Linked DNA regions of Homo sapiens: all the other regions are linked to region 3. A link is a contact called in ENCODE Hi-C data. All regions are on one chromosome and are shown on one strand. The core of a region is the stretch at or near the end of the contact, and the rest is flanking DNA. Distances in the headings are between cores, read along the strand shown. Region 1 overlaps LOC107984380 (a long non-coding RNA gene). Region 2 holds the start of CUL5 (cullin 5). Region 3 holds the start of MSANTD4 (Myb/SANT DNA binding domain containing 4 with coiled-coils).

Region 1 (2,946 bases), core at 227-2,726, 1.1 Mb before region 3:
CTGGTATATTTAACATGATGAATCCATATACATTTTGGGAACATATGCTTTATTTGAGAATTTATTCCATTCCCTAAGTATTTCTGAGCACAAATTCTATTTTATATAATTTGGTAGGTTCTGTGCAGATGAGAATAAAAGGGGGATCGTTTACCCTAATAAATGCTTATAGTTTTAGGAAAGGATAGACATTAAACAAAAAAATTGGTAAATATATAATTACAATTTGTGACAAGTACATTGAAGGATTTTTTAAAATCTCATTTTTATGCCAGTAAATAACAGGATATCCAGTTTAGACTGAGGATCAGAGAAGTCCTCTCTGAGGAAGTGCCTCTTAAGATGATGGCTGAAGAAGGCATATGAGTTAGCCCAATGGACAATGAAAGGAAAATTACTGTATTACAAGCAGAAAAAAACAACATGTGAATGCCTGGAGGCCCTGAGGCCCTTAGGTGAGAAACTGCTTGTCTGCATGTGGTTCAGAGAAAACAAATTATATAAAACGAAGTTAGCAGCGTCGGAAAGGTTTGTTAAGGATTTTTTGTTTTAAGATTTTGTAAGACCACTCAGGCTATTGTTTCGAGAATGAATCAGAGGCAGGAGTAGGGTTGGCGAGGATGCAAAAGAGATGGGGATATCTAATATTACTTTAGCAGACTCTCTCCTTTCTGTCACTTGTTATCCTGTGAAGATATCACTTGCTGCCCAATGAATAAAAATTAGGAAAATTGGTCTCCTGTTTTCTCATGCTCAGGGAACATCTTCTTTTCTGTACTTTTCTTCAGACAGGGAAGATCAGTGAAGTAATAAGAAATACACATATTGGTCTCTAACCCCAGTCCCTAGCACAGAACTCCTAAAACTATTGCAATTTTCTGAGCAATAGAGGTGCTAAAAGAATCTTTTGTTCTAATGTTTAGTCTCTGCCCTGATTCCTGAGACAAAGCTCCTAGTAACATTGTAGATAAAGGTGGTAGGTTAATTGTTTGTTCTAATATTTGGTCTTTGATGTAGGGTCTTGGCACAGAGGTCCTAAATCCTTTTGAATTTCCTGGGTAATAGAAGTATCTTTGGTTGTAATGAGGTGACTTGGTGGGTTTTAGGATGGGGCTGGTCACCAGAAAGACTAAACCGTGGTTATATGCTTGGAGCTCTCATCCCCACCCCCCATTCCTCAAAGAGAAGAGAAGGGCTGCAAATGGAGTTTATAATCAGTCATGGCTACATGATGAAGCCTCCCTAAAAATCTTTGAACTATGGGGTTCAGGAGCTTCTGAGTTGGTGAACACATCTGAGTGCTGGGAGGATGGTGCACCTCAACTCCATAGGGACAGAAGCTATCCTTCCAGACCTCACCCTATGTACCTCTTCCTCTGGCTGTTCATCTGTATCCTTGGTTATATCCATGATTAATAAGCCAGTAATTCTAAGTAAACTGTTTCTCTGACTTCTGTGAGCCACTAATGCAAAACATGATTTATAGCTGGTTAAGAGGAAGTATTGTTGATAACCTACTACTTGCAATTGGCCTTTGAAGTGGGGGAAATTTTTATGGTAATAAGCCTTTAACTTGTGGGATCTGACACCATATTAGTCCATTCTCATGTTGCTAATAAAGACATACCCAAGACTGGGTAATTTATAAAGGAAAGAGGTTTAATTGACTCACAGTTTAGCATCTCTGGGGAGACCTCAGACAACTTACAATCCTGGCAGACAGGGAAGCAAACATGTGTTTTTTCACATGGCAGCAGGAGAGAGAATGAGAACCAAGTGAAGGGAGAAGCCCCTTATAAACCATCAGATCTCATGAGAACTTACTATCACAAGAATAGCATGGGTAAAATAGCCCCCATGATTCAATTACCTCCCATCAGGTTTCTCGCAGGACATATGGAAATTATGGGAACTACAATTCAAGATGAGATTTGCATGGGAACACAGCCAAACCATATCAGACACTATCCAGATCCCATTATCTATCTAGATAGTGTCAGAATTAAATTGAATTATAGGAAACCCAGCTAGTGTCTGCCGGAGAATTATTTGGTGTGTGGGGCAAGACTCCCATACATCTAGTGTCAGAAATGTGGAGGTGAGTGATTGGTTGAGTGCATGAGACTAGAAATAAACAATATGATTTTTTCTTAAATCTCAGAAGGCCAACACTTTGCTTTTCTAGTTCTGAAATAATCAGAAAATAGGAGTGTCATTTTGCTGAGAATTGCCGTTTCAGACCAAAAATACACTGAACTTCAGAAAAAGATTAAGCAGTTCTGAGAATCAAGGGCTATGAAAGTAAAACGAAAATAAGACAGAGAGGAAGGAAAAAAGTGTGACTTCCTATTCTCATGCCTCAGTGTGTGTGTGTGGGGGGGGTGGGGTGGGAGTGTATGTGCGTGCTCATATATGCACTAGTTTAAGAATCTAGTATGTTTCAATTAATTTTAATTTTCAGTTTGTCTTCAAAATCCATGTCTTCTTCCAGAGGTCCACTTTCAATAACAAAAACACTTCTACTTGCCTTTCTTTAGAAACTTAAACTATCATAAAAGTCATTTCTCTTTTCCTTCTTGAATTATTCAAAGTCTGGTGCCTTAGACTTTCTTCTTCTGCCCAGACTATGCTCACACTGATGAAACCTGGGGAATCTATTCCTTTGGGTTGGGGAATATTCCCTATTCTCTCCAACAGTAAACATAAAAGATGAATTTCTTCCTAAATTACTTAAGGGCAGACACACCAGTTCTAAGTATATTACATTTTCTCTAAAGCACACATAGTTTAGTCTCATTAAGGAATATAAATTTATCCCATCAATTAGACTTTGACCTGACTTGAAAAATGATAGCCTTAGTATTATGATGCTGAGAAGCATTTGCCTCCTTCCCAAGTCTTCTTTCAATACAGAAAGACACTACATTAGCTGAGAATGCAATATGT
Region 2 (2,957 bases), core at 378-2,877, 2.0 Mb after region 3:
TACACCTGAATAACTGAAGTCCCTACCACAATATAGAACATTACATCACCCCAGAAAGTCGAAGGAAGACTACTTTTGATTGTATTATTTTTAGCACCTTCTGAATTTTGTATTATGTGCCTGCGCTATTTTTAAGAAATAAATATTTAAGCATTTTAAATATTTAAACATTTTTATAACAGTGGGCCGATTCTAAATTGGATGAGAAAGAGTGAAAACAGGAGATGGCAGATAACAGGTGGGGTCAATGGAATGGAGAACTTATTGAAGTCAGAGTTGTAGCAGTGGTGTTTCCAGAACAAGTGAGTTAGGAAAATTGGAATGCTTCGGTTGACAGTAGGACGCTGAAATCAAGCTCTCAAAAGTTGTCTTAAGGTTCAGTTAAGCATAAGCAAAGGGTGGCTTGGGTAGATGGAGATTAGGATACTAGTTTCCTTTCCCTTCCTACGCTCTCAAGTGCACACTGTATTTTTTTGTTTGTAGTTTTTTTTTGTTTTTTTTGTTTTTTTTTTGAGACAAGAGTCTCGCTCTGTCGTCCAGGCTGGAGTGCAATAGCGCGATCTCGGCTCACTGCAATCTCCACCTTCAGGGTTCAAGCGATTCTCCTGCTTCAGCCTCCCGAGTAGCTGGGATTACAGGTGCCCGCCACCATGCCCGGCTAATTTGTGTATTTTTAGTAGAGACAGGGGTTCACCATGTTGGCCAGGCTGGTCGCGGACTCCTGACCGCAGGTGTCTCGGCCTCCCAAAGTGCCGATTATAGGCGTGAGCCACGGGGCCCTATAGGGATTATAGGCGTGAGCCACTGCGCCCGGCCTCTTTGCAATATTTATCACAACTCCCACTAAGTAATATTTGACTTGTGTAGCCATCCTTAACATTTGGCTACCTTATTAGGCCATAAACTCCAAACGAGCAGGGGTCTTCTCTTTTATTTAATCCTGTATTTCCTGTGCCTAGTATATACAAGTGCTCAAACAAGTATTAACTACTTGATTGGATTCTTTAAGTAGGCCCATCCCTCTTCTCTTAGTCCAGAGCTCTTACTTATTTCTACGCATTATGGCCGTATGAAGGCTGTTTGTAAACCTGCAAAATACAATACCAGGTATCCTGCAGGTTCCACATGTAAATTATATTATCTCATTGGCCAGTGGTGTGTGGTCTGAAGGGGTAAAACCCGGAGGCTTATGGTTTAGGATCTTCTAGGATAATGTGCCTTCAGAAAATCGAAGATTAATATTCATTCTCTAAACAATCTTTTTTTTTTTTTTTCAAACTTTTTTGTAATGACGAGGGTGTTGAACTGGCCTCAAGTGATCCTCCCCCTTCGGCCTCCCAAAGCACTGAACAATATTTTATCTAAGTGCCAAGCATTCCTGAATAGAAATATTAAGAGTCATCACGCTTGTGCAGTCAACACATATTTACTGGGCGCATTCTATGCACGAGTTATTGAAGACAGCTGTTGTAAGCATTTCAGGACAATGCACCTCCCTTAACACCGAGTCCGGGATTTGGGGCGGGGTGCCGGAAAACGCCAGGTCCCGCCAGCAGAGGGCACGGTCCCGGCCTCGCTGCAGCCTCGGGACCCACCGAGGCTTCCAGGCTCCCACGCTCGCTCCCGAGCGCGTCCCCGCCCTCGCGTCACGTGACGTGGCCGCGGAACCTGAGCTGCGGGGCCTAAGCCGAGCTAAATTCGTTGCAGGTGGCCGCGGCGGGTGCAACCACAAAGGCTAATCCGAAGGAGTCGGGGAGGCTCGTGGAGTCGATGCTTCCTCTTCCAAGTCAGGTCGGCTCCCGTTACCTTCTCAGCATTCGCCGTTCCGGTCTTCCTGAGCGCGTGCATGAGGTCTTTCGCGTGGGGAAGCTCCGGTGACCATGTAGGGGAGAAGAGTGAGGAAGCTCCTGGTGCTTGGGACGAGGTCAGCGCTGTCGGCGCGCTGCTCCAGCGCCCACCACACCCTGGTGCGGGCCGACGGGCCCTGGGCCCTGGTGGGAGCTCCGGCCTCCGGTCAAGGCCTGGCCGGGAGCGCCACGAATTCTCGCGTCGTCTCGCGAGAGTCCAAGTTAAAGAACATGGCGACGTCTAATCTGTTAAAGGTAAGACCCTCACTCCAGCTTGGGTTTTACTGTGTGGCCGCCGGGTTCGGCTCTTTGGGAAAGGCACGGCTCAGGTTCAGCTGCGAAGTGTGGGAGTGTTCAGGGGTTGTCCACTGGCAGGGAAGCCGCGGTGGCAGCCGGCGAGTACCGGAACGCGGGTCTGTGGCCTTGGGGTCGACAGGCTCTGGTGGTCGCTCCCGCCGACTGGCCGCTGGGAGAAAAGCCTGGCTGAGCGCTGGCGAGGAGCGATGCTTTCAAGGGACCAGCTCTGGCCGGGAGCGGGAGATGAATGGTCGTGCGGTGTCCTGACCAGCTGGGCCGTTAGTACTGTTAGGTCTCAGTTTCTTGTAAAGCAATGTCTAAGACGCATCAAAGGAAAAACCAAGAAAATGCTGCCTAACAGGTTTCAGTGACTCGACCCCCCACTTCTTCCATTTCTGTTCTCGTTCTGTCTGCACGAAATTCCGAGTCAGACCAGCAGTGCCTCCCACTCCACCCCCCTTCCTCCCTTTTCTGCGTGTTACACCTTCCCTCCTAATTCTCCCATTCTTGAGTTCATCTTTTTCCTTAGGAAACTGCTTTCTAACCCCCACCCAGTTACAGGACACAACCAGATGACAACTGATGAAGCGATACCATCGTTTTAGGGCGCAGGAAAGTTACCTTGTCAAAGACAGTATTTAAAGTTAGTTTTATATAGCAAGGGAGATCTAGGCCCACAGGGGCAGATTCTCCACCAGTTAAAAAGTTTGGAGAAGAATGAGGAAGACTTAGAACTAGTCTGTTCTGTGTATGTGTCTGTAGTAGTTAATCATTTGCCTTAAAAGTACGGACAGAAATGGGGGTAGTGAATAG
Region 3 (2,700 bases), core at 153-2,652:
ATACCCAGTCTTGGCTTAATTGTGTGAAAATCTTCTTCTAAAACCTTGATATTTTCTGATTAAGTGCAAGAAAGTGCCAGCATTGATGCATCTTGAGTTGTTGAAGTTCTGTAGATATGCTTACCTGGATAAAAGCCATTTCCAGAAATGTTTGTCTTCCTGTCCTCTCCTTTATATGCCGGTATCCAAGTAACAGAAGCTTGGGTTTTCTACCATCCATTCATTCCCCAATAATTTCCTCAAAAAATACTTACTGAGCTCCTACTGTGTGAAAGGCACTATTTTTGGTGCTGGGGATATAACACCTCATAAAATGTGAAAATATGTCATTTTAGATGTCAAACACTATCCCTTTTCTATTGCCTGTCATCGCTCTCTTAGCAGAAAGGATTCAACAGCTGCAGTCTCTAAAACTTACAAACCTTCTATGCCCAATCACAGAGAACAGCCATTTTCTAAAATCCCATTTCACAATCGTTCTTCACTAGTTGGAAACAGGAATGAGATGTAGTTCACTTACGTAATCCTTGTGAAGATGATGTACTGCCAATGGCATAATATAACCAGGCAACTTTTTACAAGCACTAAAACTTGAGAATGAAGTTCCTAGATACTTCATGATAAGTCAGAATTAAGAAGTCTGAGAAAAACCAGACGGCAAGTTCCGGATCAAAAAAATTTGAGGGTAAATTAGTTAAGCAGTTCAAGAAGAAAAGCATCACAAATCTACAATATCAAACCCTACCCAAATTCTCTTTAAAGTGTGGCTTTCCCCTCCCCTATATTCTTATAGGGGATTCACTTCCCTGCCAAAAAGTATGTTCTTCTCTAAAACTCGTGGTAGGTGCATAACAAGTATACTTATGGGTCGACGGTTATCAAAGTATCTTTCACCTCCCTCCCGCTGCCTCCTTTGGGACCGTCCAAAAAGAGCCCCTGGGAAGAATCGAGTTAGACTGGGCTCCCGGAAGGCCACCCAGGGGAGCAGGGGCGCGCACCTGCCTCGGCCACAATGATGAGGTTGCTGCTGGTAGGAGTCCCGGTGGGAGTCGGGGCAACCTGGAAGATCTCCTCTCTCTGGGTATTAAATGAGAGTCCCGACTGAGTGCCCAGAAACTTCTGCAGTCTTGTTTCCGTGGCCTGGGCCCTCCCCAGCCTCCCCGGTCAGGCGACAGACGCGCGTGGCACTTCTCCCGAGCGTGCAGTCCCGCTACGTCGCAGCCCTTGGACCAAACCCGGCAGCAAGCGTTGCGCCAATTGCCGCTGACCCCTCCGGGACCCTACCCACTGCGAGGGCACCCACTGGTCACGGAGCCGCCGCTTCCCTGGCCGCCTCCTCCAGCATAGAACCGCTCACCTGCGACCCCGGCGGCACCTCCCCACGGTCGCCCCAAGGGGGGTAGGAAAAAAGATGCTTCATTGATCCCCCGCCCACTAACTGGGCCCGCCCATCTCCCGCCACCCCAATGGCTCATATGGCTGCCGCTCATTTGATGAGTCTCATCCATTGGTTAGAATGGTGTAGCCATTCTGGCTGAGAGCCCGCCCTAGGCCTGGCCTCACAATGGGAATCAAGTCCCAAACCGGTTCCGGGTTAGTGCCCTGGAATTCCGCCCCCTCGTGATTCACCTCCCTGTCTGTGCCCCGTCTGTGGCGCGCAGCTCTGTCAGTCAAGTGGACTCTAGGAAGGGATTGGCCCCTAGAGATCCGCTTGCTGCGCTGTTCCAACTGATTGGGGCACTGGCCGCTGCATCTCCAAACTCGTCTCTTGTCCTTGACCCTCACCTGTTAAAAGGGCAAAGAAGAAGTAGGAAACTTGTGCTGCTCCAGTCGGGTTCTTAGGCCAGCATCACCTTCTCCTCGACCAGCTGCGACCTAATTGGCCTCAGCCATTCCTCTAAGGCTGCCCGTGCCAAAGGTCGCTGGTGACTTCCTTATGGCTAAATCTAGGAGTCACTTCTTAGTCCTTATCATACTATATACTTCCCAGAAGACATTTGAATTTTTTTTTTTTTTTTTTTTTTTTTTTACCATTCTTCACTGTTTCCCCAAATATGTGCTTCTGCTTTCTTCTCTCCCAGTCCTCCTCTATATTCAAGTTTGCAGTTGCTTATTTTCTGCCGTCTCACGTTCAGGTGTTTGTGATTAGTGCACCTTTCTTCCCGCTGCCTCTGTCCAGGCCTCTGTGGACTCACCTGAATTCCATCAGTAGCCTCCTAGCTGGTCTCCCAACATCCTGTCTGCCGGACTGTAGTTCATTCTTCACGTTGTAGCCAAAATGAGCTGCTTAAAGTTTTTTAGTGGAATCTCACCACTGGTGATACAGTACAAACTCCTTATCGAACCTGAAAAATAAGGCACCTACTTTTCCCTCAACCTTCATCTCTCGACATTATACCCACATTTCTTCTTCCTTACCCCATTCCCTTTGCTTCTTTCAGTTCCTGAACTCTACAGTGGCTACTGGGAAGTCAGTTTGCATTGCTGTGTTTCCTCCCTGCTTCTCCGCTATGCCTAGCATTCATTTTTAGAAATTCCTTTCTAAAGGAAGGCTTCCAAAATTATCTCCATTCACCCTCCCTCCACTTCCAAGTATTCCCTTCCCTGTAGGTTTGCCAGATAAAAACAGGACGCTCAGTTAAATTTGAAGTTCAGATAAAAAGCAAATAATTTTTAATCTGTCCAATGGAATATTTGGTA

Evidence for each region. A loop is a pair of places that touch in the nucleus more often than their neighbours do. Pooled maps may share reads with other maps.
Region 1: a loop to region 3 is called in a pooled map, with 5 times the contacts of the local background. The contact joins the enhancer-like site here to the promoter of MSANTD4 in region 3. A Hi-C loop is called at or near these places in 3 of 50 pooled maps.
Region 2: a map of B cell shows a loop between it and region 3 (14-fold over the local background). The contact joins the promoter of CUL5 here to the promoter of MSANTD4 in region 3. A Hi-C loop is called at or near these places in 2 of 168 maps with a recorded cell type or tissue (B cell and naive thymus-derived CD4-positive, alpha-beta T cell) and 11 of 50 pooled maps.

The regions. Positions count from the first base shown.
Region 1 is chr11:104,875,000-104,877,945 of GRCh38, forward strand. LOC107984380 (a long non-coding RNA gene) reads left to right here. Exons shown (of 3, transcript XR_007062985.1): 3 at 276-569. Among named protein-coding and RNA genes, the nearest start is that of CASP4, 92 kb to the right of the region's middle. RefSeq lists a silencer at 2,237-2,326. Within about 2 kb of position 1,477, at least 3 of the 41 ENCODE cell types and tissues checked have a DNase peak (open chromatin) inside an H3K27ac peak, as active enhancers do.
Region 2 is chr11:108,007,271-108,010,227 of GRCh38, forward strand. CUL5 (cullin 5) reads left to right here and starts at 1,628. Exons shown (of 19, transcript NM_003478.6): 1 at 1,628-2,102. The coding sequence starts at 2,079. RefSeq lists enhancers at 1,753-1,852, 1,953-2,142.
Region 3 is chr11:106,020,838-106,023,537 of GRCh38, forward strand. MSANTD4 (Myb/SANT DNA binding domain containing 4 with coiled-coils) reads right to left here and starts at 1,403. Exons shown (of 3, transcript NM_032424.3): 1 at 125-1,403. RefSeq lists enhancers at 925-1,044, 1,875-1,944 and a silencer at 1,375-1,484.